Linked DNA regions of Mus musculus: region 2 is linked to region 1. A link is a contact called in ENCODE Hi-C or POLR2A ChIA-PET data. All regions are on one chromosome and are shown on one strand. Each heading gives the region's core, a stretch centred on a gene start or an enhancer-like site at or near the end of the contact. The rest is flanking DNA. Distances are from core to core; before and after follow the strand shown.

Region 1 (5,550 bases), core at 405-2,904:
TGCCCAGCCCTTCCAGCATGCAGGCGGGGCATGCAGGCGGGGCAGAGAACTGACAAGATGAAGTAACCAGAACAGTTACTTCTTTAACAAACTCAAAATCCCTAGGACTTGCAGAACCGTGTGGGGACAGGAGGGTTGGGACCCTTTCCGGTCAGCCCTGGGAGGTTTGAGGGGGGGGCCTGGATGTGCCCACTGCCCTTCTTTCTGCATGGGCACACTGTGGTAATGGGTGTCCCTAAAACTGGCTCAAAGCCCTCTCGGTTCAAAGCTACCATGGTCTGTATGCTTTTGTCTAAGCCCAGGTATGGACCCCGGGGCTACCTCAAGCAAGCAGGAAGCTGGTTTGCCAGATAGTACCAGTGCCCAGAGTGAGCTAAAAACCACTTTGGCTGGTTAAGAGGTCTGAAACCAATGTCCTCTCTGGGCCCTGACCCCAGGTTGCCCATATGCCACCACATGATCCGAATCTTGGGCCGTTTTTAGATTGGTTGTCACTCTGTTCTGCCTCTATACACATCAGTAAGAGGGGGAGGATGAGGGGAAACTGTGACCAATGGAGGAATACCCGTTCTCTGGCTGTGGGGAGCGCTCACAGATCTCCTCAGTCACAGATGCCCTACTTCTGAGTTCCATGTGATGGAGACTGGGTCAGGGGTGCCTTACAATCCCTGTCTTTCAGGTGGTGACCTTATTTTTAGTACCAATTTGCAAGAGGTGAAACCAATATTTTGAGCATGCCCAGACACCTGCTGGGGTTAGCCAGCTGAGCGGTGAGGGGCTGCACCCTAAGCCTTTGCTTCTAACATTGAGAATCTACTAAGCAGCTGGGTAGAGAGGTACAGCCAGGCTTCTAATCCTTTTGCTCCAAAGTATCCCAACAGCCCAGAGCATCTCAGAGCGTCTTATGTCAAGGGAATGTCTGGTGGGGAGGCCCTTCCCATGCAGGCTTCCAGAAGGCCTGGCCCTATACAATGGTGTTCCAGGAGGCAAAGAACCTTCTGCAGAACCTCGAGATCCCAGCATCCTCCTCTTCCCGCACTGTCCCCATGGCTTGCGGGAACAGGCCTCCACATCTGGTAGGTAGAGGATTCTCAGGCTCTGAAGAACTAAGCTTCTCCAACTGCTGCCAGATTGAATGGGGCTGCAGCCCTCAGATCCCACCGGGCAAAGCCAGGCGCGCGGCCCCACCTGTCAGCCAGGACAGGGTCCACTAGGGAAGACTGGGGAGAAAGCCTGAGGATGCCTGAGCTCCTTTTATTTGGGATTTGGGAGGAGATTTGGTTCCCAGGTTGGGGGAGGGGAATGAAAGATGTCAGGGGCAAGCTGGGGACACCGCGCCGTGGAAAACAGAGTGCGAGGGCTTGCCAGGGCTGCACGAGGGGTGGGGGTAGGGCTCGAACCCCGAGGAAGGCCGCGGTCCCCTAGGGCCTGCCGAGGCGTGCACAGTGCACCAGGGTCGCATTTGCACGTAACGGGGGGTGGGGGGTGGTCGTCGCCGGCTGCAGAGGGCCTCGGGCCCGGGGCCTCACTCACCTCCTGAAGTCAAAGGGCATCGTGCCGCCGAGCCGGTGGGAGCGTTGCAGGCCAGGCGGGCCGCAGCGCCGCGTGGGTCCGAGCCCGCTGCCAACGCCTCCTCGGCCGCCCCGCCCCCGCCAGCCTGCCCGACACTCGCCACTCGCCTCCCGCCGCCGGGAAGTGACGCTCCACGCAGCCCATTGGGCGCCGCCACATCCACCGGCCGCCCCTTCCGCCGCCCCATTAAAGGGGCCCGAGGGCCCGCTGAATGGGAAGGCCCGAGAGTGGGATGCTACCCAAGCCCAGGTCTCCAAGACTCCCGCTTTGGTTCTTTTTGGCCTCTGATCTTTTTTCCTAGCGTAAGTGGGGCCTCAGGACAAATCGCTCTGCCTCAGGCAGTGGGTTTTGTGCTTGTAAAACAAAGCCATTGCGTTGTGAAGATCAGAGAAAAATGCTACAAATTGCGGGTCCATGCTTGGTGCTAGTTCTGGGTGAAGGTTAAAACTGGGGGATGGGCAACGCAGTCCTAGATTGAGAAAGTCCACCCACCTCCCACCCATCCCTTGCTTCTTAGGAAAAGCCATCTGGCTCCCGAGATCCACCACCACCCCTTTCTCTATCTGTATAACTGTTAATCCCACTTTTCAACTTTTCATAGGTATCAAAGGAGGTAGTTGGGGCCCTGCTTTAGTGAACAGCCTGGCATCTAGTGACAGCTTCTCCACCTGTTAGAGTTGGGCTTAGCTAGCCACTTCTATCATCTTTCTTCGGGATTGATGCCAACCAGTACTCGTTGAGCATCTACCAACCTGAAGTCAGGAACTTGCAGGGTTATCCAGAGGCTCTGAGTTTGCACGGTTAGAAATGGTAACATACCGCTGATTGCCCCTAGGAGCCTCCATTCTCAGAAACACAGAAGTACAGAGGAAAACCTCCCTCAACTTGCTGGGCTAGAGGAGGAGGCAGCTGAACTCTAAACTTTTTGTGATTGGCTGGTCTTAGTTGTCAATCTGACATACCTGGAAGAGATTGAAGAAATGGCTCCACTACATTAGCCTAAGGGCTTGTATGTGTGTAAAGTTTTCTTAGTTCCTAAGTAATGATGTAGGAAGGCCCAGCCCTCTATGGGTAGCAACATTCCTAGGATGGGATCCTGGGATCAGAAAGCTACTGCATATGAGCAGTGGAGCCCATTAGCAGCCTTCCATCCTCCACAGGTCTCTGCTTCAGTTTCTGCTTCATGGTTCTTTTTTTTTTTTTTTTTTTTTTTTTTTTTTTTTTTTTTTTTTTTTTGTTTGGTTTTTTTGAGACAGGGTTTCTCTGTATAGCTCTGGTTGTCCTGGAACTCACTTTGTAGACCAGGCTGGCCTCGAACTCAGAAATCCACCTCCCTCTGCTGGGATTAAAGGCGTGCGCCACCACGCCCGGCCCTGCTTCATGGTTCTTACCTTGAGTACCTACTTACCCAGACTTCACTCCCTGAAGGGCGTGTGGATGTATGAGCCAGATAAACCCTTTGCTCCCAGAGCTGCTTTGGTGGGAGTTTATCACAGCAGAGAAAAAGCAAACTAGGACACCCATGTAGGGGAAATCTGACTTCTGAACTTCCCTGGGTTCTGCTGCTGATGCCTTCTTCAAAGCTGCGATTTAAGACAACAACTTAAGGAGAAAAGTGGGGATCCAAGTTCAAAAGGCAGGATGGGCAGGGAGGCAGTGTCCTGACATAAAAAGCTCCTTGGTTTCCTGAAGGATAAGCGGGCAGCAAGATTCAGGGTCTGCAGTGATGGGCGATTCCACCAGGTTCTTCTCTTTCTGACAACCGGAATCCCCCTTCCATTCATTCATCCATTCATTCATTATTCATTCATTCATTCGTCATTCATTCATTCATTCATTCAACAAACACCCGCACCCCATGCTCTTATGTATGGGAAATGAGAAAGTTTTAGCCAGTCCTGGAGCCTGGGAGCAGCAGAAAGAAAAAGCATCCTGGGACCTTCTGGAACCACTGGGTACAGATAAACCCAAAACAGAAGTTGTATGGTGTGGGCAATTGATCTCATGTCTTCCCTTTTTAGAACATGATCCAGAGACTAGCTCTTGGACATCTTGGGGACTATTCTCATCTTTAGCCCAGATTCTCCTAAAGAATCTCAGATGTGCCCTTGAGCATGATCAAGGATAACAATGCCCAGCAGAGTAAATGACGATAAGACTGCCTGAGCTGGGCAGTGGTGGCGCATGCCTTTAATCCCAGCACTCCAGAGGCAGAGGCAGGCGAATTTCTGAGTTCGAGGCCAACCTGGTCTACAAAGTGAGTTCCAGAACAGCCAAGGCTATACAGAGAAACCCTGTCTTGAAAAAACAAAAAACAAAAACAAAAAGACTGACTGGTGTTGGTATCTTTTACACAGAGAGAAAAAGCTCCCAGTTTTTGGCTGGATACATAGAAACTTGCATTTCACAGCTTCCCTTGCAGCTAGGCATGTCTATGTGATCAAGTTATTGAAATGCAGGGAGAAGGTGGCTTTAGGAAGAGTTGATGTATGCTCTTTGCCCTGTGTGTCGCTTTATGCAGCTGGCTGCCTAGAATGTGGATGCCACTATCTCAAACCACCAAATGGAAACCACATGGAACAAAGCAACAAGACAGAAAGAGCCCAGGTCTTATCACTCTGCCGTTCTATGTGTTTATATAAGACTGAAATAAGCATCCATCTTATTGGAACTACTGTTGTTTTGGATTGCTGAACGCTTACACTGGAACTCAGTGGTAACACTCACGTCCAGCCCAATCACCTGACTGCTCAAATAGTGCACAGAGAATTTGCCAGTCCACTATTACCTAATGTCCTACAATTTTCCTTGGGAGAACTTAACACAACTCAGGACTGGATTAACTGGCTAGTGACTGCACCCCCAATTTGAGTGGAGGTTTCCATAGCCACCCAGAGAGTTCTATGCCCCAGTATAGGGGAATGCCAGGGCCATTGGGGACCCTCTAGTCCAATGGATGACTGTGAGCACCCACTTCTGTATTAGCCAGGTACTGGCATAGCCTCTCAGGAAACAGCTATATCAGGCTCCTGTCCACATGTATAGGAGGCACATTTCTCTCTTTCCTTTCTTTCTTTCTTTCTTTCTTTCTTTCTTTCTTTCTTTTTGGTTTGGTTTTTTTTTTTTTCTTTTTGGTTTTTTTTTTTCAGACTCAGAAATCTGCCTGCCTCTGCCTCTGCCTCTGCCTCTGCCTCTGCCTCTGCCTCTGCCTCTGCCTCTGCCTCCTCTGCCTCTGTCTCTGCCTCCTCTGCCTCTGCCTCTGCCTCTGCCTCCTCTGCCTCTGCCTCTGCCCCTGCCCCTGCCCCTGCCCCTGCCCCTGCCCCTGCCCCTGCCCCTGCCCCTGCCCCTGCCTCTGCCGCCCAAGTACTGGGATTAAAGGCATGTGCCACCACTCCCCGGCTAGGAGGCACATTTCTACAGCAGCATGGTCACATGGTCTTCTCATAGGTCGGGGAGGATGGGAGTGGACTGACCTGCATGTACCTGCAGGGACTTTTGAGGTCTGGAAGCAAAGCGAGCTGCCCATCTCCTGTTAACCAACCTAGGAGACTGTGGGAGATGGAACAGAGGAAATCAGACATGTGGCACAAGATGTGGGACTACTCTAGACCTCTTTGAACATGGCAGCAGCTAGTAACAGTTGAGTTTGGGAACTACTGATATTATGGTACTTGTGGTGGTCAGTCTCCAGTGGTCTTCATCTGCCAGTAGCCCCAGTCTCTGAATAGTCACCTCCCATAGTGAATAGGTCTAGCCTGTGTAAGTCAACAGGATATTGTCAGTGTGACTCCTGAGGCTTAGTTTATTAGATATTTTCTTCATTTACACTTTAAATGCTATCCCATTTCCCGGTTCCCCCTCTGAAAACCCCCCCATCCCCTCCCCACCCTGCTCACTAACCCACCCACTCCCACTTCCTGGCCCTGGCGTTCCCCTATACTGGGGCATAGAACCTTCACAGGACCAAGGGCCTCTCCT
Region 2 (5,732 bases), core at 2,922-5,421, 95 kb after region 1:
CTGCAAGACAGGAGACACATGCTCTATAGGCACTATGGGGCTGTGTGGGAGCCTCTGGGTGAGGCTGCCCACTCTCAGTGTTCATATGCAGCAGACAGTGAACCCTGTTAGTGTATGAGTTGAGGTGGTATGAGGGGGCCTTCACCTTTCTCCTCCTTATGGGTGCTTGCAGTCTGCTATCCCAGACCTTTGGGCCTTTCCCCCTGGAATACTCAGCTCTGTATGCTTACATCCAAGTTTCCTGGGTTTTGCACAGCAGATGTCTCGCCTGCTGTTGGGCTTCATGTGTTGGCCTTTTCCCTAAAATGTCCCCACTGTCCAGCCATTCAGTCGAATAACGCCACGGCAGGTGTGGCAGATTGCAAAGTGTTCCTTCCATCCCTCCACGAAGAAAGGCAGAGATGCCAGTGTTGGGAATTGCTTCTAATGCTTTGTCTTAATTTGGCTCCCCAAATCAGGAATCAGCATGTCCAAACTGAAGGTCCCTGTCCCCAGGTAGTTTTTGATCAATCAATAAAGAACCCATGGACAATGTCTGGGCAGGGTGAAAAGGGCAGGGCTTTTAGAATTCCCTGGGCAAGGAATGAAGGGAAGGAGAGAGGAGGAGAATCACTCTGACAGGGAAGCAGGAGAAACAGACATAAGAGCTGCAGGAAAGAAAGCACCCAGCCATGTTAGAATTCTGCAAAGTGGCTCTAGGGGCCACTCCTCCGAGTAGGTCTGGGGTAGCAGAGATGAAAGATTTATAGATTTAGCAAGTTGACTCAGGAATGTCGGATGGGAGAATGTGCTAGTCGTGGGGAGGTTTAGAAGAACTCAGCCATAGAGCTAGTCAGGATATATCAAAATTAGTTGTCGTGCTTGCACGAGCATGTGTGTGTGTGTGTGTGTGTGTGTGTGTGTGTGTGTGTGTGTGTGTGTTTTACCCACAGATCCAGATCTCTTGGGTGGGTGAGACATGTGTGCACAGCCCACTAGGAGCCAAAGTGGTTAACTAATTCATCGATACTTGCCAGCTCAGTGCTGCTAGCACTGTAGACACCTATGTGAGGGAGGTGCTAAGCCAGGCACTGACATACTGCCTAGTTGAGGCTGGCTAATGAGCAGCCAGTGAGGAAGCTGCTTTGATAGCCTGGTCAAGAGAGAAAAGGACCACTCACAGAGAGTGAGATTCAGTAGAACCTATGGACAGGACAGAGTGGGGTGCCCTTTGTCTCCTAGTGGATGGATCATCAGAGGCCACAAAGAGGTAGCTCTTGTAGTAGCAGAGGAGCCTTCTGGGGGTCATCCTGGCAGAGCAACATAGGGCACAGCCTGGGTAAAGGTATGTAGACCTTAGCAGGGAGGTGTGCTGTTGGTTCAGTAAACCCTCATCTTGGGGATGGGACCAGACAAGGCTGGAGAGGTCTGCAAAGGATGGGGGATGTGGGATGTGGGGTGTGGGGTGTGGGATGGGAAATGGGGGACAGGTGATGGAGGACAGAGGATGGAGGACTGAGGAGGAGGATAGAGGATGAAGGAGGAAGACAGAAGAATGAGGAGGGAAAAGGGAGAAGAGAGGAAGGAGGAGGGAGGAATGAGGAGAGAACTCCAGGGCCAAGTCAGTTTAGGATGGAATCTGCTGAAAGGTCACGGTGAACAGCCTGGAATGTCAGCTTATGTCTGGGAAGATTCTTGGCCTCTGTGGGCTATGTGTAGAACCAGTCCTGGGGTGTATAGGGTTGGTTCCATAGACCCTGCACCCCAAGCCTCTGTCCTCTCAGAGTCTCTGGCATCACTGGCTCACTCCTGAACCAGCTATGAGCACCTGCTACTAAGTGAAGACCAGGTCACTGGGTCATCTTGATCCAGTCCCCGTAAAAGAGCTCCCCTGTTTTCTGCTTAGGGACTCTTAGGTGAGTACCTTTCCTTCTGGAAGTGTTAGCTTCCTCACCCACACCGAGTTCCACCTGCTTTAAGGACCACAGTGAGGCTCAAGAATGGCCCAGCAAGTGACAGTCCTTTGGGTTGTGCCCAAACCTTGCTTGTGCAAGAGTGGTGTCTGTCCCCATTTTCCTATGTTCCCCAATAGTTCCTGGCTGAGTCAGACCCTCACACACTTTGCCACCTTGCTCAGAGCTCCGGGGACTCCACCCTCCCTATACCCTAGAAGATGTTCCAGGTCACGTTCTAGGGCTCACTCATCTCTATTTTGTGCACAAGAGATATCTCTAAGCCTGCTGATGCCATGTCCCCAGCACTAATGCTACCCATGACCCAGATGGCCCCACTCTGGAGGACTTGGCCTAGGTCACAGCTGCCATTTTTTTTCTCTGACCTTCTTCCTGCAGGTCAAGGTCCTGGCACAGGCTCAAGCAAAGGTCTCCAGTCCACAGAGCTCTTTCTCTACACATGCAGCTCTGGGTACGAATGAATACATGTTATCAGTGTGGTAGGCAGGGGCCATATAAAGGTTGATTCATGAGGCTGAGACCTTCGTGGGGTTCAGGTGCAGTCTGGTGGGGGAGACAGACACAATGTGGTGACCTTAGGTGTTAGTCACACAGAGAGCCATCCAGGGAGAGGCAACAGGGTTGGTGTGATGTGGTGTGGTGTGGTGGCAGCGGTGGGAGAGGGTAGAGCATTGCTACGGAAACGTGGAGTGCCAGGGGAGGGTTGTGAGAATAAGACTTGCTGGCTGACCTCAAGGGACCCTAAGGAGCTTCAGCGGGATGGCTGCAGGGCCCGAGGAAGGAAAGGCCCTCCGGGTGGCTCTGAGGTATCTAGGGCACAGGGTGCTAGCTACCTCCATGGGGAAGCCTCAGGTACAAGGCTCAGGTCTGCTATTCTTCATGACCCTAGGCGTGTTCCTTCCTTCTGAGACTCCCATTTCATCCCTTCATCTACATAAAGTAGCCGCTACGGCACAACAGAGTACCTGCACTCTGCACAGGCTAAACTCTGTCTTTTCTTTCTTTCTTTTCCTGGTTGCTTATGGTCCCTGATTTGGCTGAGGGTCCTAGTTTCTTCGTCTGAGAACCCAGGAACTGCTTCTCTGTGTTTGTGGCTATATGGGCTGTGGCAAGCTGATGCACCCTTTAGTCGGCATCTTGGAAAAGCATGGCACCAGCCTCCTTGGATTCCCAAGACATCCCTGGCTGCCCAAGGGCCTTTGAGGATTGCACCTCTGTGTGGATTCCCTTGTCCTTGGCCACTTCCCTGCCTCCTCCATGCCTCCCGCTGGTCACCCTGTCATATCACCAGACGGATGCTTGCCAGGGCCTGTGAAGAAGTTCCTGAAGAAGTTCCTTTCTGGGCTGTCAGATGGCTCAGTGGGTAAGAGCACCTGACTGCTCTTCTGAAGGTCCAGAGTTCAAATCCCAGCAACCACAGGTGGCTCACAACCATCTGTAACAAAATCTGACTCCCTCTTCTGGAGTGTCTGACAGTGTACTTACATATAATAAATAAATAAATTTAAAAAAAGAATTAAAAAAAAGAAGTTCCTTTCTTCCTTTATTATTGACTGTTTTCCCACCATCACTTGAACACTCCAAAAGACTCCTCTTGTGTGCTGCATACTGGCCCTGGAAAAGAACCTGTGTGGGCTGGAGAGATGGCTCAATAGTTAACAGCATTGACTGCTCTTCCAGAGGTCCTAAGTTCAATTCCCAGCAACCACATGGTGGCTCACAACCATCTGTAACCAGATCTGATGCCCTCTTCTGGAGTGTCTGAAGACAGCTACCATGTACTCATATATAAAATATAAAAATAAAGTAAAATTGTTTAAAAAAGAAAAGAACCTGTGAACTGTTCCTGTAATTCACACAAAGAGGAAGAAAAGCAGGAAGAGGGTGGAGAAAGTGAGAGAGCCCTGGATGCAGAGGGCTGTGGAGAGCCAGGCAGGGCGGCGGGAGGAGGGGTCTCCAGGGTAAGGCTCCCTCTGCTTCTTCCCACAGGGCTGGCCCGCAGCCTTGCTAGGAGCAAGGGCCTATGGGATTAGTGGGCAGGAAATTCTCCAGGAGCATCAACTTCTAAATCTAGTTCCTCACCACCAATGGCATGAAACTCTGTAAGGGCTTGGGGGTGTAGCTCAGGGTGGAACGGGGTGGGGTGGGGGGATTGCTAACAAAATCTATAAAGCATTTGAGAGCAAAAGTCTGTGTGCCAACAAGGGACTGATGCTGCCACCTGCTGGACACCCAAGGAAGGGGCTCTCAGGATCATTCATGGACCCTTCCCTGGGTCTGGATGCCAGTTTATTGATGCTTTGTGAGATGTACTAGGGTCTTTAAAGATGTGATGTCTTCATCAGTAACTGGGGGAGGGGGGGCTCCCGAATTTTGTAGCATACCGGGGAACTCAGGCTCAGGGGAAAGATGGGTATGGACCAGGTTGCAAGTTTTTGGGGGCAGCCAACCTCGAGTCTAATCCAGGCTCCAAAATGGGGCTAAGTGATGTCCTAGAGGAAAATGAGAGAAAATGGAGGAGGGCAGACAGCCCAGTGAGGGCCCAGCTGGCCCCATGGCGGCCCCACTCCTGGTCCTTCCCTCCCAGGTGCTTGCTGTAGGGGGCTCTGCCTTCCTAGGGGGGGGGTTCATGGACCCTGTGTCAGTCCTCCATGCCAGCTCTCCTTCAGTACCAAGCTTGGAAATTCAGTCTCATAGGGTGAAGAACCTTGACAGTGCCTTTCCAGGCATGTGGGACAGAGGACACCAGGACTCCAGCTTTGGATTCCAAGCAGTCTATTATAGAAAGGAGGCCAGACTTGAGCCAAGTTCCTACAGCCTATGTGGACACATTTGAAACCAGAGGGTCAGGCTGGAGAGTGGACCAGGAGACCTTCTATGGGGTAGAGGTGGGGAGGGGTCCCTGAAACATCTGCTGGGGTCAAGGGCATGACCTAATACTATTAGGGCATGCTTCCAATGGAAGGCACATTCCTGATGCTAGTGAGGCCTGTGCTCTCCGTTGGACTCTGCTGGTCCCCGGCTCCATGAGCTTAGGCTGTCCCTTGGCCTGCTTATCACGCCATACAATGTGGTCAATAGTATTTCTAATTTCTCTAGGCTCAGCCAAGAATCAAGATCAAATGTGCATAGAGCCTCAGGCACGTAGTAGGCCCTCCAAGCATGGGGCATGAAGGGCCCTACCAGTACTCAATAGTTGCCTCAATGCCTCTTCAAAGCTGAAAAGCAGGCCTTGTGTTGTGATGCTGCTGTATAACAAGGGAAACTGAGTCACTAGACCAGGAAGTGCCTGAGTCCAGGCTTCAGCCTGAGTCACAGCATAAATGCTGGACAAACTCCTCCTCACCACCCCTGGAAATACTTCATGCTCTGTGACTGGCTTCCTCTCCTTCCCTGCCTTGCCAGCCAGGTAGATGGTGGCAGGAGCTGAAGGAAGCGAGGGCATGCTTCACCCCAGGAGGGGCTTGGATCTTTCTTGAAGGCAAGGTTCTCCTGTGGCTCTTTCAGTGAGGAGAAGGCTCACGGTTGAGGGAGGGCTTCTCTCAGACCTGATGGGTACCCTTGCTCCATTAGCATTGCCGTTCCCTTATACACACGGGACTGAGACTTGCAACGTGTTTGCCCAGGTCCTACAGCTGTGTTGTGGCAGGACACGAGTTCACCCCTGCAGCACCCCACAGAGAAAGCTGAGTGGGCTGTCACAGGTCACCTCAGCTCCCTCAGAGCAGGCTAGCTCAGAAGCTCAGCAGGAAGCCCTTCCCATCCCATCTCTTCAGAACT

What was found. A loop is a pair of places that touch in the nucleus more often than their neighbours do. ChIA-PET counts read pairs that join two places held with the same protein, here RNA polymerase II (POLR2A).
Region 2: a map of left cerebral cortex shows a loop between it and region 1 (2.7-fold over the local background). The contact joins the enhancer-like site here to the promoter of Ergic1 in region 1. A Hi-C loop is called at or near these places in 1 of 37 maps with a recorded cell type or tissue (left cerebral cortex). POLR2A ChIA-PET finds 5 or more read pairs at or near these places in 1 of 5 experiments (embryonic stem cell).

What each region holds. Positions count from the first base shown.
Region 1 is chr17:26,557,616-26,563,165 of GRCm38, reverse strand. Ergic1 (endoplasmic reticulum-golgi intermediate compartment (ERGIC) 1) reads right to left here and starts at 1,654. Exons shown (of 10, transcript NM_026170.3): 1 at 1,534-1,654. The coding sequence starts at 1,553. It overlaps 1700049J03Rik (a long non-coding RNA gene), which reads left to right. Exons shown (of 4, transcript XR_001782188.2): 1 at 1-1,076.
Region 2 is chr17:26,465,280-26,471,011 of GRCm38, reverse strand. It overlaps Gm34455 (a long non-coding RNA gene), which reads left to right. Exons shown (of 3, transcript XR_876694.2): 3 at 1,764-3,358. Among named protein-coding and RNA genes, the nearest start is that of Gm34455, 36 kb to the left of the region's middle. Within about 2 kb of position 4,171, at least 2 of the 3 ENCODE cell types and tissues checked have a DNase peak (open chromatin) inside an H3K27ac peak, as active enhancers do.